3 separate regions of the Homo sapiens genome follow, and all the other regions are linked to region 1. A link is a loop called in an ENCODE intact Hi-C map of the cell type or tissue named here. Cell type or tissue: A673. All regions are shown on one strand. Links, peaks and the distances in the headings refer to the core of each region. The heading gives the core; the rest is flanking DNA.

Region 1 (4,205 bases), core at 611-3,110:
TGCTCATCATCACTGGTCATCAGAGAAATGCAAATCAATCCACAATGAGATACCATCTCACACCAGTTAGAATGGCGATCATTAAAAAGTCAGGAAACGACATGTGCTGGAGAGGATGTGGAGAAATAGGAACACTTTTACACTGTTGGTGGGACTGTAAACTAGTTCAACCATTGTGGAAGACAGTGTGGTGATTCCTCAAGGATCTAGAACTAGAAATAGCATTTGACCCAACCATCCCATTACTGGGCATATATCCAAAGGATTATAAATCATGCTGCTATAAACACACACACGTACGTTTATTGCAGCACTATTCACAATAGCAAAGACTTGGAACCAGCCCAAACGTCCATCAATGATAGACTGGATTAAGAAAATGTGGCACATATACACCATGTAATACTATGTAGCCATAAAAAAGGATGAGTTCATGTCCTTTGTAGGGACATGGATGAAGCTGGAAACCATCATTCTCAGCAAACTATCGCAAGGACAGAAAACCAAACACCACATGTTCTCACTCATAGGTGGGAATTGAACAATGAGAACACTTGGACACAGGGTGGGGAATATCACACACTGGGGCCTGTGGTGGGGTGGGGGAATGGGGGAGGGATAGCATTAGGAGATATACCTAATGTAAATGATGAGTTAATGGGTGTAGCACACCAACATGGCACATGTATACATATGTAACAAACCTGCACGTTGTGTACATGTACCCTAGAACTTAAAGTATAATAAAAAAAAAAAAGAAAGAAAGAAAATACAACAACAACCACAACAACAAAATGTCAGAGCATTCTCTCTAGCATCAGAACCAGCGCCCTGGCCTAAGTAGCTGGGAGTGGGTGGTTAGGGTGTCTGGCTGGAATCACCCATACCAGTCTCTTCCTAGTGCACCTGCTGCTACCACTGAGGCTGGAAAGCAGATTCTTTCTGGAATATCCAATGTGCTGGGTTCTGGAAGGTGAGAAGCAAGGCAGTTGTGGAGACTTGGGTTTTTTGTTTTGTTTTGTTTTGTTTTTTTTCAGCATTATTTGCCAAGCTCCCAGGGCACGGCCACCAGCTTGATCGGGTTGAGACTGCTGGGGCAGGCATCCATCTCTAGTACTGAAGTGAAGGTGAGGCCCAACTCTGCATCTGTGCTGGCAGCTTCCAATCAAGGCAGCATGGCTTTGGAATCACACCTGACCAGAGTTTAAGGAAGCTTCCTCTTTACCAAACCAGGTCTATAGTCACCCAGTTTTACTGTGAAGATTCAGCCCAGTGATTCTGCAAGCCATTTAATAAATCCATTTTTTTTAACTGGCTGAACCAGTTCAGTTCTCTACAACTGATCTCTGACTGCACAGGGGCCTAACTTATTATATTTGTAGATATTGTAGTGCTGCCTGTTCTGTGTGTTTCAGGAAATAGGACAAGTGCTGGAGGGTATAGGTTGATGACTTCTGGAGGCTTGGCAGGGAGCTGTAAGTGTGGTTTTCAAACTATGTTCTAGAGAACATGGAAGTTCTATATTATAAATACTGCAATTTCATGTAAGATCTCATTTGAAAAATGAGCTGATGCTAAACTGGTAAAAAATACAATAAAATAAAACCGATACACACAATAAAAATTAAATAGGCCAGTAGTATGGGGGAAAAAAGGAGGGAGGGAGGGAGGGAAGGAAGGAAGGAAGGAAGGAAGGAAGGAAGGAAGGAAGGAAGGAAGGAAGGAAAATTATGAGGAAATTTCAAAAGAAAGGGAGAAAGAGAGAGGGAGGGAGGGAAGGAAGGAAATGAATAAATGTCCTTTATACTCAGCAGGAGTCTTTAAATACTTTAATTTGCCAAAACATTCTCTTAGTTTTCTCGCACTTGATGTAATGAATGTCCTGAGAGGTAGTTTTTTAAAAACCGAGTCAATCTTTAAGTAAAACATTTCAGGCTAAGAATTAACCATTGTAAGGAATATGTCAAAAATTTCTTCAGTATAGTGAAGCATGTTTTGTGATACAAGCATCCCCCCAGTTTGTCCTTTATCAACTAGGATTTTCATATATGAGGCTTGCTGAAAAAAGGCAGCGTTGTCCAGGTTTCCTCACTTGGCTCCCAATTCACCCATAAGAAAGAATGTTCTTGTAAAAGATCATGTGGATTCATGATGCATTTGTGCTTACTTTAAAAAACAAAGTTGGTCAGATATCCTTAGGAATCTCTTGTGATTAAAATTCCTGGGTTGAAACTCTAGAAGAGATTTCTCAAACTTTGAAGCAATTGTTTAGTTAATATGGACCTGAGAGATTCTATGCCTTTTACCAAAAAAAATATATCTTCTAGGATTACTTTGCAGATGGGACATAGGTAAAAAAGCATGGCCTGAAGTGAGGAGAAGATGTGATGAATGACAAAGGTGTCAACCCTCAGGCACCATTATTTTAGAGGGACTTTCAGTGATCAGGGACTATGAGGAGGAAACAGTCTTAGCAGTGAGAGAGGTCTTAGAGAAGATTTAGGTTCTCCTGTTTCTTTCTTTCTTTCTTTTTTTTTTTTTTTTTTTTTTTTTTTGTGAGACGGAGTTTTGCTCTTGTCACCCAGGCTGGAGTGCAGTGGTGTGATCTCAACTCACTGCAACCTCCACCTCTGGGGTTCAGCAATTCTTGTGCTTCAGCCTCCTAAGTAGCTGGGATTACAGGCAACGGCCAACACACCTGGTTAATTTTTGTATTTTTAATAAAGACAAGGTTTCACTATGTTGGCCAAGCTGGTCTCGAACTCCTGACCTCAGGTGATCCACCCACCTCAGCCTCCCAAAGTGATGGGATTACAGGTGTGAGCCACCACACTTGGCCTAGGTTCTCCTGTTTCTCTTTCTTCCTTTGCAGCCAGGCTGTTGTTAAACCTGGAGTATAAGTCACCTTTTTATAAAGTTAACCTAAGACTTTTCAGTGCTGAAGATGGAGCTATAGGGTTAAGTAACTGGAAAGGTAACATATTTCCAAAGCCATTTCAGAAAATCAGTCTTGGCGTTAAGTTAGAGTGAACTATTCCATTCTCTCTCTGCTATACCCATTGATACCCCATCCTAACCCAGACACCTAGCTGATTTTGTTTTCCTGATGCGAAAAATACTCTAATTCAAAAATGAACCCTCCATCAAGTTTCAAAGACAACACAGAAGAAAGTAGGCAAGTTTTATCTATGATTTATACCTTTCTAAATCCAAATTAGATTTGATCTGGCTTCATCAAAACCAATAAAAATATCAAAGAACCATTAAAATAAGAATTAATACAAGTAGCTGTTGGGTAAAATATGTGTTCCAGAAAAATTAAGATAAAGATGATGGCTGTAATTGCAGTTAATATTAGAATATAAGACAAAAGAAGAAATGTAAGGCATTATTACATGGATTGCATTGTTTAAGATGAGGTTTATACCAGCTCATTAGAAAAAAAAAAAGTTTTAAGGCATTATCTTCCAACAACTCTTATATCTTAATGTTTTTGACATCTGATTATCTACTAAGCAGTTATATATCACAGTTGTTTTATGAAATGTTTTCCATGTGGCTATATCTTTACCATAAAACTTCAAAATCCAACAACACAGTATTAAGTCATGCAGTGAGAAGGCCATAACTTAGAATCTATAGATTTCCAGGGATCTAATTTAATACATGGAAAAAGTTGATGTAGTCTTGATAATTGCTTTAGCCCTCAGATGGTTGGTCCTTGGCTATTAGTTGTCTTAGCAGGTTGGGTAACTTCAGCTGAAGAGGAATATTTGAGAGGCAGATCATTGTTGAAGACTTGAATGGCAAAAGAGAGTTAGAAAAGTCATTTCTCCCACAGTGACAAAATTCCAAAATTTTTAATATGTTCCAATAATACCAGCTACTACTCTACACTTTCCCCGGGAATGACATTGGAAATTTATGGATTCAGATGCTGTACTTTTAGATGTTCTGCAATGGTTTGGTTGGAACAAGAGATGAGACATTAGGAAATGTTACCTGAACTGTGTATGAGGAAAAAGATTTTGTTTATCAGCCTCTTTTGTTTCCCTTTGCCATGAAAACTCTATCTAAAATCTGTTCACCATGCCTTACTGTTTTCATAAATGCAAAATATATTACACACATTATTTTTTTTTAATTAAAAGTTTCTGGCTGAGTCAATTTTTTTTGAAAGCTAATTTTCAGATATGATCCTTTAG
Region 2 (4,205 bases), core at 874-3,373, 170 kb after region 1:
GGTCCCCTCTCCTCTCCAATTGCCCTCAGTGTGTCCCTCACTGCTCAGAGGTTTTGCACTTTCAGTGAGACCCTCCCCAACACCACCAACATCCACCCCGCGCGTAATCCTGCCCATCAGCATGTAGACAGGTTGCTTCTGCTGCTTCACCACCCTCAGCCCTTCCTCAGTTTCTCTATGTTGTATGCATGCCTGGTCTTCACACCCTGCTTCTCCCACTTCTCCTGGTTCTTGAATCACCGTGAAACGATCACCTCTAGTGTTACCTACATCTCCGTATCTCCATACCTAGGACACACTTTTATTCTTTGTCTTTGGCTTTATTTAAAGCCTTTACCTACAAGTATTCTATTTGAAACAAATGAGATGAAAGCCCCTTTCTATGGATGAAGGACAGTAGGGACCAACCTTGTATCATTACCAGTCAACACCTCTGCCAGGCAACAGGAACACAGATGATCCCCAATGTTGGGAAGCGACAGTTGAGCCGTCCTGTCTGCAGAAGATATTAAGTCCTTCTCTGCAGCATGTTGATTGGATCACACTTTGTTTGAGCCGGCATTAAAAGTGGTATCCAGGACTGCTCCATAAAGAGATTGGATCTAAGATAGCACATTGGACCGATTTAGGATTGCAGATGGATTAGAGATTGTATTAGTCCATTCTGGAATTGCTAAAGAACTAACTACCTGAGACTGGGTAGTTTACAAAGAAAAGGTTTCACTGACTCGCAGTTCCACAGGCTGTACAGGAGGCATGGCTGGGGAGGCCTCAGGAAACTTACAATCATGGCAGAAGGCGAAGGGGAAGCAGGCACGTCATACGTGGCGGGAGCAGGAAGAAGAGAAAGCAAAGGGAGAAGTGCTACACACTTTTAAACAACCAAATCTTGTGAGAATTCTATCATGAGACAGCACTGGGGGGTGGCACTAAACGATTAGAAACCACCTCTGTGATCCAATCACCTCCCACAGGGCCCACTTCTGACATTGGGGATTACAATTCAACATGAGATTTGGGTGGGGACACAGAGCCAAACCATATCGGAGACCTAAGATTTCTTAGATCTGTAAGGAAGCCAGAATTTGTCTTTGACCTGTTTGGTCTCCTCCCTTGAGTGTTATCTCCTTTGTGGTTTTGAGCTCATCTGACCACACACACCAGGGTCTGAGTCTGGGGCCTCAGCCGCCTCCTTCCTCATATCCCTGGTGTCCTCTGGGCTGGAAAAGGAGGTCTCTACTCCTTTCTGAGAAGTGCTTTTTTTCACCTGACATCAACTCTAGGAAGCTAAGCCAAGAAGGCTTAGCTGAGCTGTTTGATTCTCAAACAGTTGGCTAACTTACTTGGAAATGGAGTCAGGGAAGAAGATGTTCAGGAATAACTAGATCATTGTACAGTGATTGCAGCTGCACATTCTTCAGTCTCACAAATGAATAGAATCCATTGCACAGCAGAAGTTGCCCTGCCAGGCCTAGCACACTTTCCCCCTCCTGCAAAAAGAATGTCCGCTCACTGAGTGACTCCAGAGAAAGGGGCCCTGACCTCTTCCTGCCCCTTCTGTCTAAAATCCCTCAAAGGAGACACTCCCAAGGTCAAGCGTGGCATCCCTGCCCCACGGAATCTGGCGTCTCCCTATCTTTCAGTGGGCGCCTCGCCCACCTACCCGCGGCTCCCTCTGGCCCAGCCACCCTGTTCTTTGGTCTGCTCCTCCTCAAGCCCCAGCCACAAGCTGCTTCCTGTGCCTGGAATGTTCACCCCACCACTTCCTCATCCTGATCTCAGCTCACACGCTGCTCACTCCAGGAAACCTGGATCTCACCCTCTATGAGTTCACCCTCCTTCACAGCACTTAGTGGAAACTAAAGCAGACAGTGGGGGTGAGTGGTGGTCAGTAAATTATCAAGTGCAGGAATCAATGTCTGTATTACACACAGAGGACCCCAAGGCAGGACCTGCCAAAAGTCAGGTAGGTTCATATTCTTCTGTGGGGTGCAGGCTGGGGGACGAGGTATGAGGGGCACGTAGTTCCTACTGTTCACACCATCCACATTTAACACTCTTTAAGACTTGAGATTGAAGACTCCTTTAAGAGGCTGCATCTCAGGAAAATACTGTTCACCTCCTGCCATCTGGTGGTCATCTGGAACTTGTGCACCTCGTTGAATTTCTCAACTTTATCTCAGTTTTTGCTGCAGCTGTATTATATAGTTTCAAATAGCTAGAAGGAGGATTTTTTTTTCCTGAGATGGAGTCTTGCTCTGTCGCCCAGGCTAGAGTGCGATGGCATGATCTCAGCTCACTGCAACCTATGCCGTCCGAGTTCAAGTGATTCTCCTGCCTCATCCTCCCGAATAGCTGGGATTACAGGCGCCCACCACCACGCCAGGCTAATTTTTGTATTTTTAGTAAAGAGGGTGTTTCACCATGTTGGCCAGGCTGGTCTGGAACTTCTGACCTCGTGATCCGCCCACCTCGGCCTCCCAAAGTGCTGGGACTACAGGCGTGAGCCACCGCGCCTGGCCAGAAGGAGGATATTGAACGTTCCTAACACAAACGAGAAATGTCGAAGATGATGGATATGTTAATCACCTGGATCTGATCATTATACCATATATATATATATATATATATGGTATACCATATACCATATATACACACATATATAATATGGTATACCATATATCATATATATACACACACATAGGGGTGGTTTATATATATATACATAGGGATGGTATACCATATACCATATATATACATATATATATATCAAACCATCCCTATGTACCCCTTGAGTATATATAATTATTTGCCAATTAAAAGTTTTTAAATGTAAATGTACCAGCCATATGCAGCTGTAGCCCCGAATGAAAACGTGAGGCAGTTGGCATTTGTCCTCAGCTTGGGGCTTCTTTTCAGAACTCCTCTGTGCCTTCCATCGTTTCTATCTTTGGGGGAAGTGATAAACTGAGATACCAGAAAACTGATGTTCCTTTCCAAGCATGTTAGGGCAATAGGAAGAGGGCAACAATTTAATCAAAGGATCAAGTGTCCGGTGGTGGAATGCCAAGTGTCAGAGGGCAGATCCAAAGTAGAATTTTCTGGGAATTCAAACTCCATGGGGCAGGAATGGGAATCCCCGGGAGGCGGTCTGCTGACCATGAGTTTGCTGTTCTTTCATTTCCACATTTTGGAATTTCTGGAGGAAGTCTTGCTGTCCACCGCAGGGCTGAAGGAGCTAGAAGCTGTAAGTGTGTGGATTAAAAAGTATGTGGATTAAAAAGCACTATTTGGGAGGCCAAGGCAGGAGGATCACTTGAGCACAGGAATACGAGGCCAGCCTGAACAACGTAGCGAGACATCGTCTCTATAAAAAAAAGAAAATGGTGGTGTGTGCCTGTAGTCCCAATTACTCAGGAGGCTGAGGCTGGAGGATCACTTGAGCCCAGAAAGTGGAGGCTGTGGTGAGCCCTGATCGCACCATTGCACACCAGCCTGGGCAACAGAGTGAGACCCTGTCTCTAAAGGAAAAAAATGTATGAACTGGGGAAGGTCCTTACTCAGGTAAGCTAACCAAAGCAATGGTTCAATTCAGAAAAGGTAGTTAGGAGTAGATGATGGTGTATTTTATCAAAATCTGAACAAACGTCGGCAGGCAGAACCTACTGGGCGTGTTCCATCTCTTAGCTTGCACGTTGTGTTTCTAGTTGAGCACCTATGACTGCATTAAATTCTGAGTAGCAGCTGCCGATGGTTCACTTGATAAAGGCTGTCATCAAAAGCCCCTGAGCCTCTTCCACCTGTGCAAAAGCTAAGCCATGTAGCCACTGTTCTATACTTGTGCAATTGCTATTTTGGACTCAGACAAATTTATATATATATCCCTGTCCCTGTCACATTTCCACCTGTTTGATTCAACCGACCATTCCATGTGCATTTAAATAAAATCCAAAATTTTTCTAGGGCCTGCAGGCTCTGTCAACATCTCCAACTTCACCTGCTATTCCACAATAACGTTTTGCCTGATGAATAAGCAAAGACATTACCTGTGGATCAGTAACTCTCAGCTTGTGGGTAACCCTTATTCTCTCCCAATGCCATAGGATGGTTGGGGGAGCTATGTAGAATTTTCTTTCGTCTCTTTTTTTTTTAGAGACAGGGTCTTGTTCTGTCACCCAGGCTGGAGTGCAGTAGAATGACCATAG
Region 3 (4,205 bases), core at 874-3,373, 270 kb before region 1:
CACCCCAGGCCTCCAAGAAGCCCCGTTGTCACACTTGCCCCATGAGTAGTGGTAGGACATTGAGTGATGAGAATTATCTATGAATACAATTATGGTGATACACCTCTGACTGCACAGCTCAGAAAAAAAAGGCCAAAATATTCAGGAGTTATCTGGTGACCCTCTATCATACAGAGGAGGAGTCTGAAAACTTTCTCTGTAAAGGGACAGATGGCAAATATTTTGGGCTCTGCAGACCATGCAGTCTCTGTCGTAAGCGTGCAACTCTGCCGTTGTGGCAGGAAAACAGCTGTAGACAATATGGCAACAGAGACTGCATGGCCTGCAAAGCCTAAAATATTTGCTATCTGTTCCTTTACAGAGGAATTTCTCAATTTTTATGTGTTCCAATAAAACTTTATTTACAAATATAGGCAATGGGCCTAATTTGGCCCATGGGCCATAGTTTGTGGATCCCTGATGTAGAACAGCCTTCTAGATGATTTTTAAATTTTTTATTGAGTCTATAAAAGTTTTTTTTGTCCTCACCACTCATGGATCAGCCATAGCTCCGCACACACAATTTACACATCTTCTTCCTAATAACCCTCCTTACCTCTCTTAATTTTTCATAGTCATTTTCCTGTGCTTATGGAAACTTTTACTCCACAAAAATTAACTCTTGCACCAAGACACACGGAAAGAAAGACTGTGTGGTACTTATTTCTAGAAGGATGTTTAACACACATTTGTAATATGAAAGATAGTTAGGGAGTTAGAGTGAACTGTTAGGATAACTGAAATTAATACACGGTTACTGCTTTGTTAGATTAATAGGGCTCTGATGGGCAGGAGTATCCTTATTCTTGGTGATAAGGAAGGAAATAACTCCAAATAGTGTTTTTTTTTTGGGTGGGGGGGGATGGAGTTTTGCTCTTGTTGCCCAGGCTGGAGTGCAGTGGCTCAATCTCGGCTCACCGCAACCTCCACCTCCCAGGTTCGAGCAATTCTCCTGCCTCAGCCTCCCTAGTAGCTGGGATTACAGGCATGTACCACCATGCCCGGCTAATTTTGTATTTTTAGTAGAGACAGGGTTTCCACATGTTGGTCAGGCTGGTCTCGATCTCCTGACCTCAGGTGATCCGCCCGCCTTGGCCTCCCAAAGTGCTGGGATTACAGCACTGTGCTGGGCCCTAATAGTGCTTTTAAAGGTGAGTTTTGGGGCTGAGCATGGTGGCTCATGCCTGTAATCCCAGCACTTTGGAGAGTCAGTGTGGGAGGATTGCTTGAGCCCAGGAGGTCGAGACCAGCCTTGGCAACATGGTGATGCCCCATCTCTACAAAAATTAGCTGGGTGTGGTGAGTGTGCCTGTAGTCCCAGCTACTTGGGAGGTTGAGGTGAGGTGGGAAGATCACTTGAGCCCAGGAGGTTGAGGCTGCAGTGAGCTGAAATCATGCCACTGCACTCCAGCCTGGGCAACGGAGTGAGATCCTGTCTCAAAAATAAAAATTAAAAAAGTGAGTTTTGGGCTATTCACTATTTCTGGTTTTGTTTTTGTTTTAAAGTTAAAAAGTCTCAATCTGTGGTCAGGGCTCTGCAGTCGTAAGCAGCTTATGCAGAGTCCTGCTTTCTTCATATGTGTAATTTAATGTTCCTGAGCAAAGCAGTATCTTCATCACATATTTTGAAATGTGCTTCGCTGAAAAGTGTACTTTCATACGGAAAAGGGGTGGTAGGAGAAAGAAAATGCTGATAACATTTTAAATTAATCTTTAGGAATGCACTCACAAAATGCATGGAACTGGAAACTGCTTATATCAGATAAGAAACCTGGGAAATGAATGTGAAAAGCCAAGAAAGGGGAGGAGGGTGGGAGAAACGAGAGGAAGGAAAAATAACTATCAAGTACTTTGCTTAGTACCCGGGGTGACCAAATCATCTGTGTACCAAACCCTGACGTGAATTTACCTCTATAACAAACCTGCACATGTACCCCTGAGCCTCAAATAACGGTTAAAAAAAAAAAAAAAAAGAAACGAAAGTCATGGGAAAGAAGACTGAATCTAGCAAAACGTCCTTACGTGCATTTCTCTGGTCCTGAGGTAAGATGTGGTTGCAATAGGGGTGATGACAAACAGGGCCCTATAATGTTGTTGAGCCGCCTCCGCCACTTGCTTTCGGTGGAGTTATTGCAGGATGACAGAGTTCTCTGTAGCGCAGAGACAGCATATATGGGCTCATTGCTGAGCTGATTCTGCTGAGCCTAGAAAACCGAGCGCCTTAACAAGTCAATTCCACACCCCCTCGAATTTGTGCCTCGGTAGGGAGTCCTCAGCAGGAAATCCTCCATCTGTTTTCCTTTACTACAAGGGACTTCAGAGAATGAGTTCATTTCTCTTCAGACATCCTCACGTTGCTGTAAAACAGCACCGGGCTGAGTGAAGAGAAATGTCACAAGGAATACAAGAGGACGCCTTCAAACAGAGATAGCGGAGACAGTTACACTCTGAATTAGAGTCTAGCTTTGGAGAGGATTTATTTTTCTTTTGTTACTTACATCCTGGATTTGCTTTTTTTTTTTTAAAGGCAGCTTTGTTTTTTACTATTTCTAGTAAAGCATGGACATTTGAAGAAATAAATATAAAAGGAAGATTTCTCAAAGATTTGTCCTGTTGAGTAATGAAGCATACCCTGAGGACCCAGGGAGTAGAACTAGATCAGTCTTTCTTTTTGAGCAAAAAAGCCTAATTTGAAATTCAGGATTACTTTTAAAATATCACTCAAAGTAAGTACTTTGTCTTTGTTTTTTTTTCTCTTTTCTTCCTTCCTAACCCCCTAGTCAGCCTTTTTTGCATATTATAATCTCAATGAAGTTATCAGTTGTACTATAAATATGAGTAAAATGATTTGCCAACTCATAAATTACTTACAAGATGAGATACTGAGTTTTCTGCTGTGAACACTGTTCAGTACTAGCAGGTAGCAGGCAATATTTATAGTAATGTTTATGTTTTTATGTCAAGACTCATTTGATTTCATTAACATGTCATGTGAATATCTTTTGCCTCATTTCCTCCAATAATATAAACGATATTTTAACTTGGAAAATGAGCAAGCAAAAGTCTCTTCTGAAAAGAGCATTGTTGCCCTAGCAAGCAAACCAATTTATTTCAACTTTTGTCGACTTCTCTGGAATATTTAGGTACATTTGCTGAAAGATCTGTAAATCTAGAGAGTAAACTTAGCTAAAACAATAACTCTTGTGAACCCCTTTTGAAATTGCCATGAAATCATATTGCAAATGTGTAAAAATTTTTAAAAAAAACAACTCTATAGCAAAAGGATGTTGAAACATAAAAATACGTCAAACTGCTAATATCTTGGGTTGCACTATTAGGCTGAGCTACAGCTGTGTGTGTCTTGAAGCCTCCTCAGAACTCCAGGAATCCAGAGCTGTGAGGCTGATCTAGCTGTATGTGGTTAAAGGATATACAGGTAATCAGAGAGGTTATCTAGAAGGGCCCAGAATGTCCTGTTCCCTTAGGGGCTCCTAACATCTACCACCCATCCCTCTACCCTCTCGTCCTTATATAGTAGCTGTAAATCCTTAAAGTTTGCTATTGGAGGGGTCATGCTACCTCTCCCAGCAGTTATTTTGGGGAAGAGATGGCTGCTTCAATGTGCTGTCTGGCCAATGTCTGGGCAAGAAGGAACATTAAAATGATCTGTGCTTCCTACACATCCCAGGTCCCCTAAGTCACAAAAGCCATCACCTGTACCAAGGCTCTCTACGGACCAGCATGTCTGCAGGAGAAAGACAATGGGTGAAACCCACTTCCGTGGAAGTAGGGTGCTGCATTCTTCCTCCAGCTTTCCCTATTCTTTAGATACTGTCTGCCTCGACCTCCAAGAAACATGATTCCTATGCGTCATCTGTTGCCATAGCCAAGTGCTCCCAGAACCGGCCTTGTTACTGGTTAGCCCTTCAGTTAAAGATCATTATCTGCCAGGCCATCTGTTATTTTCACTTAGGAGAGTGTATTATTTCAGACCTATAGATGTCCTTTAAATTTCCCCTACATGTTGTGTAGTAACTAGATGTAGTCCAAGGGTAAAGTCCCACTGTGAACAATGGGAATCAGAGTCCCACTTTTGAGAGCATTTGTGACAATGGTATAATCTTGGATGGCCATGAACCCACCCTTGGGAGACGGGGAGGGGAATC

Evidence for each region. Peaks named below come from ENCODE experiments on the same cell type or tissue, not always from the same donor. Only the 100,000 strongest peaks of a DNase experiment are listed, where the experiment ranks them.
Region 2: it touches region 1 in a loop (9-fold over the local background); 2 of 110 quality-filtered maps call a loop at or near these places.
Region 3: it touches region 1 in a loop (7-fold over the local background); 2 of 110 quality-filtered maps call a loop at or near these places.

Annotation. Positions count from the first base shown.
Region 1 is chr10:24,388,806-24,393,010 of GRCh38, forward strand. All of the region lies in intron 3 of KIAA1217, which reads left to right. Among named protein-coding and RNA genes, the nearest start is that of MIR603, 120 kb to the left of the region's middle. In A673, for the core only: no CTCF peak of the experiment used is centred there; DNase peaks (open chromatin) are centred at 1,566 and 1,696; H3K27ac peaks cover 2,377 bases.
Region 2 is chr10:24,555,210-24,559,414 of GRCh38, forward strand. No RefSeq gene overlaps it. Among named protein-coding and RNA genes, the nearest start is that of ARHGAP21, 170 kb to the right of the region's middle. RefSeq lists a silencer at 3,412-3,859. In A673, for the core only: a CTCF peak has its summit at 2,143 (motif pointing left); a DNase peak (open chromatin) is centred at 2,112.
Region 3 is chr10:24,116,157-24,120,361 of GRCh38, forward strand. It overlaps a transcript of KIAA1217 not described here. Among named protein-coding and RNA genes, the nearest start is that of KIAA1217, 91 kb to the right of the region's middle. In A673, for the core only: no CTCF peak of the experiment used is centred there; a DNase peak (open chromatin) is centred at 2,305; H3K4me3 peaks cover 1,691 bases; H3K27ac peaks cover 2,010 bases.